Linked DNA regions of Mus musculus: region 2 is linked to region 1. The links are chromatin loops, found by intact Hi-C in ENCODE. Cell type or tissue: left cerebral cortex. All regions are shown on one strand.

Evidence for each region. Hi-C counts contacts between places; a loop is a spot of excess contacts. Peaks named below come from ENCODE experiments on the same cell type or tissue, not always from the same donor. Only the 100,000 strongest peaks of a DNase experiment are listed, where the experiment ranks them.
Region 2: it touches region 1 in a loop (4-fold over the local background); 3 of 42 quality-filtered maps call a loop at or near these places.

Annotation. Positions count from the first base shown.
Region 1 is chr4:82,508,671-82,513,670 of GRCm38, forward strand. All of the region lies in intron 1 of Gm11266 (predicted gene 11266), which reads left to right. Among named protein-coding and RNA genes, the nearest start is that of Gm11266, 3.2 kb to the left of the region's middle. In left cerebral cortex, no CTCF peak of the experiment used is centred here; DNase peaks (open chromatin) are centred at 3,018, 3,808 and 4,625; H3K4me3 peaks cover 2,038 bases; H3K27ac peaks cover 4,060 bases.
Region 2 is chr4:82,931,742-82,936,741 of GRCm38, forward strand. Frem1 (Fras1 related extracellular matrix protein 1) reads right to left here. Exons shown (of 37, transcript NM_001198811.2): 26 at 4,231-4,432; 27 at 3,120-3,264. It overlaps Gm33260 (a long non-coding RNA gene), which reads left to right. Exons shown (of 3, transcript XR_390683.3): 2 at 243-345. Among named protein-coding and RNA genes, the nearest start is that of Gm33260, 11 kb to the left of the region's middle. In left cerebral cortex, CTCF peaks have their summits at 2,113 (motif pointing left) and 2,773; DNase peaks (open chromatin) are centred at 2,097 and 2,761; H3K4me3 peaks cover 745 bases; H3K27ac peaks cover 578 bases.

The DNA.
Region 1 (5,000 bases):
GACCTCTGCTTTCTCTGGCTTCCCTCTGCACTTGTCAGCCACCTTCACTTTGAGAAACACCAAGGAGACAGATAGAAAGGATAGCTTACAAAGTATCTATGTTTTATAAAAGTAGGCTTCAAGTTGCTCTGCAGAAGTTTCTGATGCTGTCAAATGGGGAAAAAAAAAAAACACTTTGGTCCCTCTGTTCTCCCTTTCTTGCATTGGGAGCCATGAAAGGCCACCTACATTAATCTCAAAACCTGCCTGTGAAGTGCTCTCTCAACAACAGGGAGATCTGTTGCCATATTCCTAATCATCTCCTTGGACTATTCTCTGCTGCCACATTAGGGGAAATTGTCTTTTCTGACAGAAAGTTTGTTGAATTCTAAAAGAAAAGTCAGGGCTTCTAATGGGTTTTCAAAACCTAACTGTATATTTAAAAATACACGTTGTTACCCAGTCTAGGTCTTTCTCTGATCTCTAGAGAGGAGTTTGGTATCTCCTGATACTGATTTGTTTTGTTTTGTTTTGTTTCTTTCTTCTTTGTAAAGAAACTGCAGAGACAGATTGCAAAGCCTGGGCAAATTCAAGCAAGGCTTCTCCCAGCTTAACAATGCTGTCATTTCCAATGTACCCCACTACTTTTATTTTTTATCTCTTGCATGTGATTTGCAGGGAGGTTCAACAATCCCATAGCTGCATGGCTAGTATCAAGGTTTAAAAGCTAAACACAAAAGAGACAGATGACCTTCTGACCCCAGGAAGCAAGCTTGCAGAACTGCAGGTGTCCACTGTGTCATACCCAGGGACCTTTCTTTCCTCCAAGGATAGCCTGAAAAACATAGATTTATATCCACTAGTCACAACACCAAAACCCTCCCCCCCCCACCCACCCAAAAAATGCATATATAAACAGCCAGCAAGTGCTAAGACTGCCTGTGCATGATAGGAACTGCAGACTCACGCGCAGCTCTCTGAGCCCTTAAACTACTACTGTCAAATTAGGGGAGCAATTTTTCCCCACTGGAGAGTTCACAACTGGTTAGTTTCCCCCACCTACTGCCAGTCCTTTGCTTTTCAACTAAATAAATAACCTTGGACTTTTCTTCCCTCCTCTGGGAGCTGTTTGGTCTCCCCTGAGGACAAAACTAAATGAGAAAAAATGACGCTGTTAATAATGCCGCTGCTGAAATGCCTGTACTTAAGTATTAAAAAGAAATCCCACTAAGCAGGTCTGCATCCGGGACACAGTTGCAGGCTACCACTGTGAATGGGAACAGGGACCAGTCCAAAGGCCTCCATGTAGGTTCACTGGTCACAATTTCTCCACAGAAATGAATCCAGCACAATGAGAGATTTCCCAAGTTTGAAATCATTTGGTCCCGGGCTACAGAGTCAGCAGCTGGCCTGAAACTTTTGTCTGACTTATTCTGGAGTTTCAAAATTTCTGTCACAGTTGCCTGGCTGTGTGCACAGCACAGAGGTTCCATACACAGTGTATCTTTTCTGCTGATGCTGCAGGCTTGACCTTTTCTCAATAGATTCCCTTTAAAGTAAAACCCTACATCCTTTTATCTGGATGAGTAAACTTGCAGCTTGTCTGCATATATGCTGTGACCTATGAAGACACAGACGTTCAGAAAGGTCTGTCGAAAACACCCAAGTAGTCTTAACACTGTAGCATTAGAGGTGGCTACAGGCCATCTTAAACCTCTGTATTCCTTTTTCTGGTTCTCCTTTGAAAAGCTGCTGTTCTATTTCAAATCAAAATAATGCACAATAAGGGGATTTCTCCACCTACATTTCAAATGACAATATAAGAAGTTTAAAAAAAAAGAATATAAACAAGTGGGCCTAAACAAAGTATATATTCAGAAACAACAACAACAAAAAAAAAAAAAAATCCCTGAATGTATCCGAACACAGCAAGCTAGTAAATTTCAAATACTGTCAGGCTCTGTGATGCCACACAAGTCAACAAAGTTACAGATGTGTAACATTACATCCACTCAAAATTATGCTGCTGCTCAGCCTGACCATGTTAAAACTAAGCGGATGCCTGTGCTGTCTAAAGAATAAAAGGAATTTATTCTGCACATCAAACAATGAATCTGTCACCATTTATTGTATGAAACACTCAGCTAATCAATTTCCTGTTAAAATAGCTTTCAACAATACTCGGCTTTAAAATTCATCAGGGCCAGTAAAAACCTTTGCCCAGTGCAGAAGAATGCAGCCCTGACCACGGACGATAATTACCATTCTAATACTTTTATTGCCCAAGCGTTTTTTTTTTTTTTTCTGCGCTCCCCATCACTAGACAGGAATCTCCAGTATATTGTATCAGTGAGTCGGAGTGTTTGACCTTTGACCACATATGATTTAATAGGGACTTTTCAGCGCCTGCGCTCTCTCCATCCCTCATACCATTAAATAAAAACATTAAACCTCAGATGTAAAACTGGAAACCACAGCGTTTTTGCGTTTCACAACCCTTTGCAGTTTTTACTTAAGCTGCCCAAAGGTCAGCCTCTTAGCTTCACAACAGGCTTCCCAGTACAGTGAACACACCGGGAAGTCACTCATTCTGATTTTGATTAAATCTCCAGCCCCTCCTCACCGCCTCACGTGCACACATGCACCCTGCTTATTGACACGTGCATTCTTTCTAACCGCAGAAACATGCGGGTATGACTTTCTGGACTTATTCCACTTTAGGGCTGATTTAAATGTCTGTTCGAATATGGGTTCAAAAGTTAACGCCCCCCCCCTCCCGTTGGAAGTTATAGTTACAAAAGGGTGCTATGAGACCCGTTCAAAGAAAGTCAGTTAATCTTGTGTATTTTGGCGCCTTTTCTCTGCCAGCTACTGTACTTGAGGGGGAAAGGAAAACCTGGAGATCTTGTCTGTTCTGTCTCAAGTTCAATGGCAGTTCTTCCAACCAGGAGGGGAAGATGGCCATGTTCACAGACCTAATAATAATTCAGATCACGCCACCGCGGCATCTTGTGTCAAAGTCGAAACTGGCTTCCCCGCCCCCTTCAACCTGAAAGCTGCCAAGTCTTCACACACTCCGCATTCAACCACAACTTAATGGATGGGATATTGTGCATTAAAATGTGTCCCAGACTCTAGTCGAAGAGGACAAGGGAGAAGGCAGAGCCACAGACAAGCACACACAGATTTAGGCAGAGGGAGATCTTGGGCTAGGGCAGAAACCAGTGGGGTGGGAAAGACGCATTAACAGGAGCAGGAAGAAATCCATCATAATGCCCCCCCCGTTTTTTTTAAAGAGTTGGGGGTGCTGAAGGGAGAAGGGCTAACAATTCCTTACTGAAACGGGGTGTGGACGGACGAGTGAGCAAAACTTTAGAGAGACACCAATTTTAAAAGCTCTTTACACATCAATGGGAGCTAAGTAGAACTTTTTGCATTTGAAACTGCATTTTAAATAAGAATATAGAACAAAGAGGTACCTAGCGGTGAAGTAAGGTGCTTTCATTATAGAATAAAAATAAAAAAAGAACTGGACTATATGGGCAGCTAAGTATTATTTATAATTTTCCCCACAACAGTAAAGGGAGAGAGGGGGAAAGGAGAGCCAGATCGGGATGGGATGGGGTGGGTGGTGGTTTGCCGGGTTCCACACTGCTTGGATTTAGTATAATTCGCTCATTCCCGCCATAAGTGTGCTAAAGTTGTCAACGCTTAGAAAAGACGCATTTAGGTTAGTTCTGAAAATTCAACACCATCGTTCAATCTTTAAAACAACAATATGGCCTTGAGAAAAGGAGTAAAATAGTCGCTTTACACACAGGGACAGGAAATAAATTGTGCGCGTGGAGTTAGGCGGGAGCTTGCAAAGGACTAACACGAAATGCAAACAAGACGGATCCTTTGAAAGCCACATACCATCGCACTGCACTAAATAAAAGTCTGTACTGAACCCTGGGCCGCTGACTGAGTGTAGAAATTTGTTGTTGTTTTTGTGTCTCTTTTTGTGTTTAGAGGTTTGTTGTTGTTGTTGTTTGGGGTCTTTTTTTTTTTTTTTAAGCAATCCGACGTAGTCTGATACTGTTTAAAAGTATTTCTGCACCGCCACACTTCCTGGCCCAAGAAGAAAAGCAGGTACAGGTAAAGTCTGGAAGCAGGCTAAACACAGCTCCCGTTGCTCGCCCGGGCGGAAGACTCTCGGCCAATTCCCACGCCGTGTAATGTGTGTGTGTGAGTGTGTGTGTGTCGCAGTGCAGTGTGTGTGTCGCCGTGCAGTGAGTGTGTGTGAGTCTTGTGTGTATGTGTGTGTGTATATGCGCGCGCGCGCAATGTGAGTGTATGACTGTGTGTGTGCGCGCGTGTGTAGATTTTGTGTGTGTGTGCATGCGTGTGTGTGTGTGTGTGTGTGTGTGTGTGTGTGTGTGTGTCTGTCTGTCTGTCTGTCTGTCTGTCTGTCTGTCTGTCTGTCTGTGAGCGCGTACGTGCGTGCGTGCGTGCGTGCGTGCTCTAGGGCGCACGGTCTCGCGCGGGCCTCGCCGTGCTGGGATTGGCCTGGTCGCGCAGCCCGGGCCTCCCGCCCCGCAGCCCTGCCCCGCCCCGCCGGCCAGGGCGCGGGAAGCCGCTCTTCGCTTCCGCCCGGCGGCGGGAAGGCGCGAGGGGGGAGGAGCCACGAGAGGGCGGGACCTGTGCCGCGGTGGGCGTGGCGCCACTGGGCGGTGGAGCGGCAGGCAGTACCCGGCCCAGAGCCACTGGCTGTGGTTCCTTGCGGTTTCCCTCCACGTGGCCGGCGCTGCTGCTGCCCGGGCCTCGCTGGTTTCGTTGTAGACGGAGACCGAGAGCCCCCTCGCTCCACGGCCTTTGCTTTCAAGTGCTCGGACTTGGGTGTGCTTAGAAGGTGTGAAACATTGGCAGAGATGGGCAGTAGTAGGTAGGAGAGAAAGCAGAGAACTCCAACCCCACCCCCACTCTCTGTATCCAGAGGACATCGAATAGTGAGTGCATTAACGTTCACAAAAAGACAAAAA
Region 2 (5,000 bases), 420 kb after region 1:
CCTAAAATCAATATCTAATTACAGATAGGCTTTCATCTACCAAATGGTTCAGGATACTTCTTCAAACGGTCAATTGAATTAACATAGATACTCAGGGGAATTACTACTAGTAGTAAGGACCCCAAGATGCTTCCATTTGTGGGACCTCATGTATTTATCTAAAGTAACTATAATAGTTCCCTATTGTACATATGAGAAAGCTGTTGTGAGCAATCACTAAGTGCAGGCCTGTTCAACTCCAGATCCAAGGATAATTATCCCCACTATATCCCCCGGGAAGGAGATATGGAGACCACACGAACGTTGACAGTTGCTTTTCACGATTCCACACACACACAAAAACGGGTAAGCCTTAAAGTTCTTCATGGGAAAATATGTCTCTTGTAGCTTGGGTGGCCAATACCTACTGGGAAAGAAAGGCTTAGCTAGCATTAAGGAAGGATGAAGGGGGCAGAGCAGGGTGGCAGGCCACATGGGCTAATAAGGGCCGAGTCCCAGCTACCATACTAACCAGCTGCACGCGTGTGTAAGCCTCCTCCAGCTCTGTGCCTCTGTTTCCTTGCCTGCAAGTTCTAAATTATGACGGTTTTAGTGAATAAATAACATTAAGTAGAGCTAAAAATCATGAAATTCTAAATGCCTATGGTTCATATTGTGTGTGTAAGTAGGCTCTGACTGGTTGTTTTGTGACGACAAAACACTATTTAGAATTTTGTTTGTTTATTTGTTTTAAAGCCTCCCTCTCTTGTCCCCTTAGTGTGCGTGTGCGTGTGTGTGTTCAGAAGACAGCTCTTAAGAGTTGGATACGGGGGCAGGGGGTGTATGTTGGGGATTTAGCTCAGTGATAAAGCATTTGCCTAGCAAGCGCAAGGCTCTGGGTTCAATCCTCAACTCTGGGAAAAAAAAATTTAAATTAAAAAAAAATAAAAAAGAGTTGGATAGGGAAGTAAACTCAGGTGTTCCGGGCTAAACCCGCACCCTGTTTGTTATCAGAAAAATGTGTGTTTAGTTTCAGGAAAGAAAACCAAACCAAAATCCGTGTCTGCTTGGGCACAACTATTCCGCTCAAATACCGAGACAACGCAGAGCAATGTTTACTTCCATGAGCCCCCTCAAAAGGAAGTAACAGACAGGATGCTGGGCCCAAATCTGAGTTATTTTTGAATTATCTGTCCGCGGGCATCTTTCTTCACGGGTTTGAGCCATCTCCAGATGATAGCGTCATCTCCAGCATGAGCCTATGGAAAGAGATCTCTGTACAAGGATGCCTATGCCAATCTCAACCAGTCTCCTCAGAAGCCATAGCGCTGTTAACCACGTGATAATGACTCGACTGTGACTAACAACAAGGCTTGTAAAGGGTTCAAGTGTGGCGAAAGCTAGTATCATTGCTGGGGGTAAATTCTGTCACTCACACCATGCTGGCTGGCTTGCGGAGGGCCAAAGGTTTGTACTCACTCAGGGGCAGAACTGAGCAACACTGCATTTCAGTAGAACCATTTTTAAACGACTATAAGGCTGAGTGAAGTCAATTTGTTAACAGTTTTAGAATGTAGTCAACTATTTTTCTTGAAAATAACGTCTTTTCTTTTCTTTTCTTTTCTTCCTTTCTTTCCTTCTTCTTCTTCTTCTTCTTCCTCTTCCTCTTCCTTCTTCCTTCTTCCTTCTTCCTTCTTCCTTCTTCCTTCTTCCTTCTTCTTCTTCTTCTTCTTCTTCTTCTTCTTCTTCTTCTTCTTCTTCTTCTTCTTCTCTTCTTCTTCTTCTTCTCCTTCTCCTTCTTCTTCTTTTCTCTTAAGGTAAGTTATCGCTATCTAATCTTTAGCCCGTGATCTCCAGGAATCAGTTCCCTTAGGCAGAGGCAGTTTAATGGGTGTTTATAGCTTCAGGATTTTAAGTCCAGATACCTGGTCTTCCTTGTTCGTACCTGATCCCTAACACCCAGTGCTGTGCGCCTGGCATATGGTAACCACGGGACCAACATCGTCTGTGGGGTTATTTAATAAACCAGGCTGAGGGACTGCACTTGAACAGGCAAAAGAAGCCGCATCAGAACGCATTTCTGAGACAGGATGTCTGGGTTTGCTAGCAATGGCTGTAGCACTCTCTGGTGGCGAGTGGTGAAACTACACTACAGAATGAGGACACGGAAAATCCAGCCCTGAGAACATTTTCTCAGTTTCTCTTCCCGTTCACAATTCGACATAGAGGGAGCATAGTAGGGCTGTGCTCGTTTATGCTATTATTTATGTCTTGGATATGGTGAACACAAAATTTAGAACGAATTAAATGTTCTCTGAGGCGTCTGGGAAAGGCAGTAAATAACGAAAACGAATGCAGCAGGAGAAATGGACGGATGGACCTCATTGTGACCATCTGTCAGCCAGTAAATTATTCAAGGTCTATATCCAGAAGCATCTGGGAAGGAGGCACAGTCACTGAAATTATCCTGCTCTGTTAATCTTGTTAATATCACAGATTTGTTCTTGTTATGGCCACTATCCTACATCATATATATTTGTGTTTATAAATATCACTTAATATCCCCTCTACTCTATTTTTGTTTATACTATCTTCTTCTTGCCTATAAGGCTTGTTAACTTACAGAGGCAAGTGTTTTCTTTCTTTCTTTTTTGTAAGAAAGAATATATTTGGCTGCTTCTTTCTACTTCATCCCACCCCCACCTCCGTCCCCACCCACCATGGCTCAGAAGCCAGTCGTGACTAACACAGTCCTAGAGTGACCTCTGGCTGCAATACGAACACACACAGGCTTTGAGCTCAGTCCTGAAAGGCCTCCAACAGTCACTTCCCAGGGTGTGAAAGGCGATGCATTTACAACCGTGATAAAAAGGGTGCTGTTTGCTGAGCCTTTTAGTGCCTTTATAATCTGGGAACTACTGGTTTCTCCATCATCTAGAAATGATACAACAGAAATCCCCTCTCCAAAATAAATTGCATGAGCCTATGAAATAGTCCATCAATTTACCCTATTAATTGTAAAGGTTTACCCTGTAAACATTTACCCTATAAACAGTGAAAGACCTGGTATGGAAAAGATTATTTCACGTTCTTAATCGGATAAACGTGACATGCAGAGCCAGTGAATAATGGAAAGTTACCTCTGGGGAGTGGCAGTGTTCCCTGTGGGGTCCATGGCCTGAAATTCCAGGATATCGGAAGTCACTTGCAAAGAAGGGTTTATGATGTAAAGGATGGTCTTATGGCTTAAGTCCTTCTGGCTAAATCGCTCGTGGATGAATTCACCTACAAGCAAGAAATAGATGGATCTCTCATGGATAATCAAATCAAACATCACTTGAGAATTAAAAAACCACACAGCTGTTTTGTTTCAAACAGATTTAAGGAATAGAGTGCCGGGCTGGGGGTTCTATTCAGGCGGTAGTACTTGCCTAGCATGCATAGAACACACCCAAAACCCTGTATGGAGGCATACACCTGGAACGCTAACACTTGAAATAAAGAGAAAGGATGATCCAAAGTTAAAGGCTGTGTTCTACTACATATCAAATTTGAGGCCAGCCGCTACCTGAGACCTTGTTTTAAAGAGAGAGAAAAAAAAGCCAAAGTCCATTTAAAGAAAATTAGCATTGTTGCACCCATGCTCAGATACAAATAAGATTGACTCAAATTCCTCTTTAAGTTTGCTTTGCTTTGGAGATACTTGCCTTATAATCCTAAACTAAAGAGAAAGGGAATGGGGAGTTAATAAAACCTGTCGCCTCTGCCATCCTGTTTAATGAGTTGTTGTGATCATTGCCTTCCTGAAGCAGAGCTAATATAAAATTTAGCAAAGCTATTAGGGGAAAAACCATATTTTTAAAAAAGCAGATGATATAATTGGGGATTCATACTAGGAGAAAGAAATTAATCTCAAATATCAATCTCACCCTGGCACTGTGTTCTGAATAAAACACAACATGAAAATAAAACAAAATAACAAGTCAGTGAAGAGTTCAGCTACTGTGTGTCAGGAGCTGTTTCTCCTTATGAAGATGAATTTAGAAGATTCAGCTTCAAACCCCTATTAGCAACAACATTGATTTATAAACTGAGTCTATCAGCAAGCCCTAGGGAGCACTCACCAAACGGGCCTACCTACACTTACCTGAGTTCCTCTTTAGCTCTGCCAGCAACTAGTAGTTTAAAATGAGGACTTACAAGGACTGAGATGGAAAGTACACCCGCCCCCCCAAAAAAGATGGAAAGTACCTGTTGTTGTGTTCTCCAGACGTCCGTACAATGGGCCTCGTAAAATCTTAAAGATGATCTGGTCATCCTCTGTGTCAGGGTCTGATGCCTTCAGCACACGGGAAGTGATGTAAATCCCATAGCAGCCATTTTTCAAGAGCCCCACTTGAGTAGGGGAGTGCAAGTGTGTGATACGGGGCGCTGCCTTGTCCAGCTGATCCACCTGAATCACCAACGTAGCGTTACACAAGGACTTCTCTCCCTATGCTACACAGGGCTTTCCTGGCTCAACAATAGTGAACTCCTCAACCCAGAGATCGCTTGGAGTCCTTATCTGTTGATTTCTGCCGAAGCCTGTCTTGTTCACCCTATCCTAACAAATACAGAGACAAGGGCCAAGGTTTCCTTTCCATCACAAACCTCCACCCAGCTTTATGATGTCCCCTGTCTGAATTTCCTTACAATATTAGCTTTATGAAGGGACATACCACACCTTCCCACCCAATGCCCATTCTTGCACACAGCACTATGCATGAACCATGACAGAAGCACAAGGAAAACACTAAAAATGACCCCAAAATTACATGGCAAATTTAACGTCAGCACCACGGAAAGATTTGCTGTGTTTAATGAACTACATAAACAGAATCCTAGGTTTTTACAAATGCCAAAGACCTTTCCCACATGCCTTTGCCCAAATGCCAAAGTGTTGAGAAGAAAAGCTGAAATAGTTCACTATAAAAATTATGCAAGTGATTATCTTTAGCCTGTATATTGTTCCACTAAGGCTG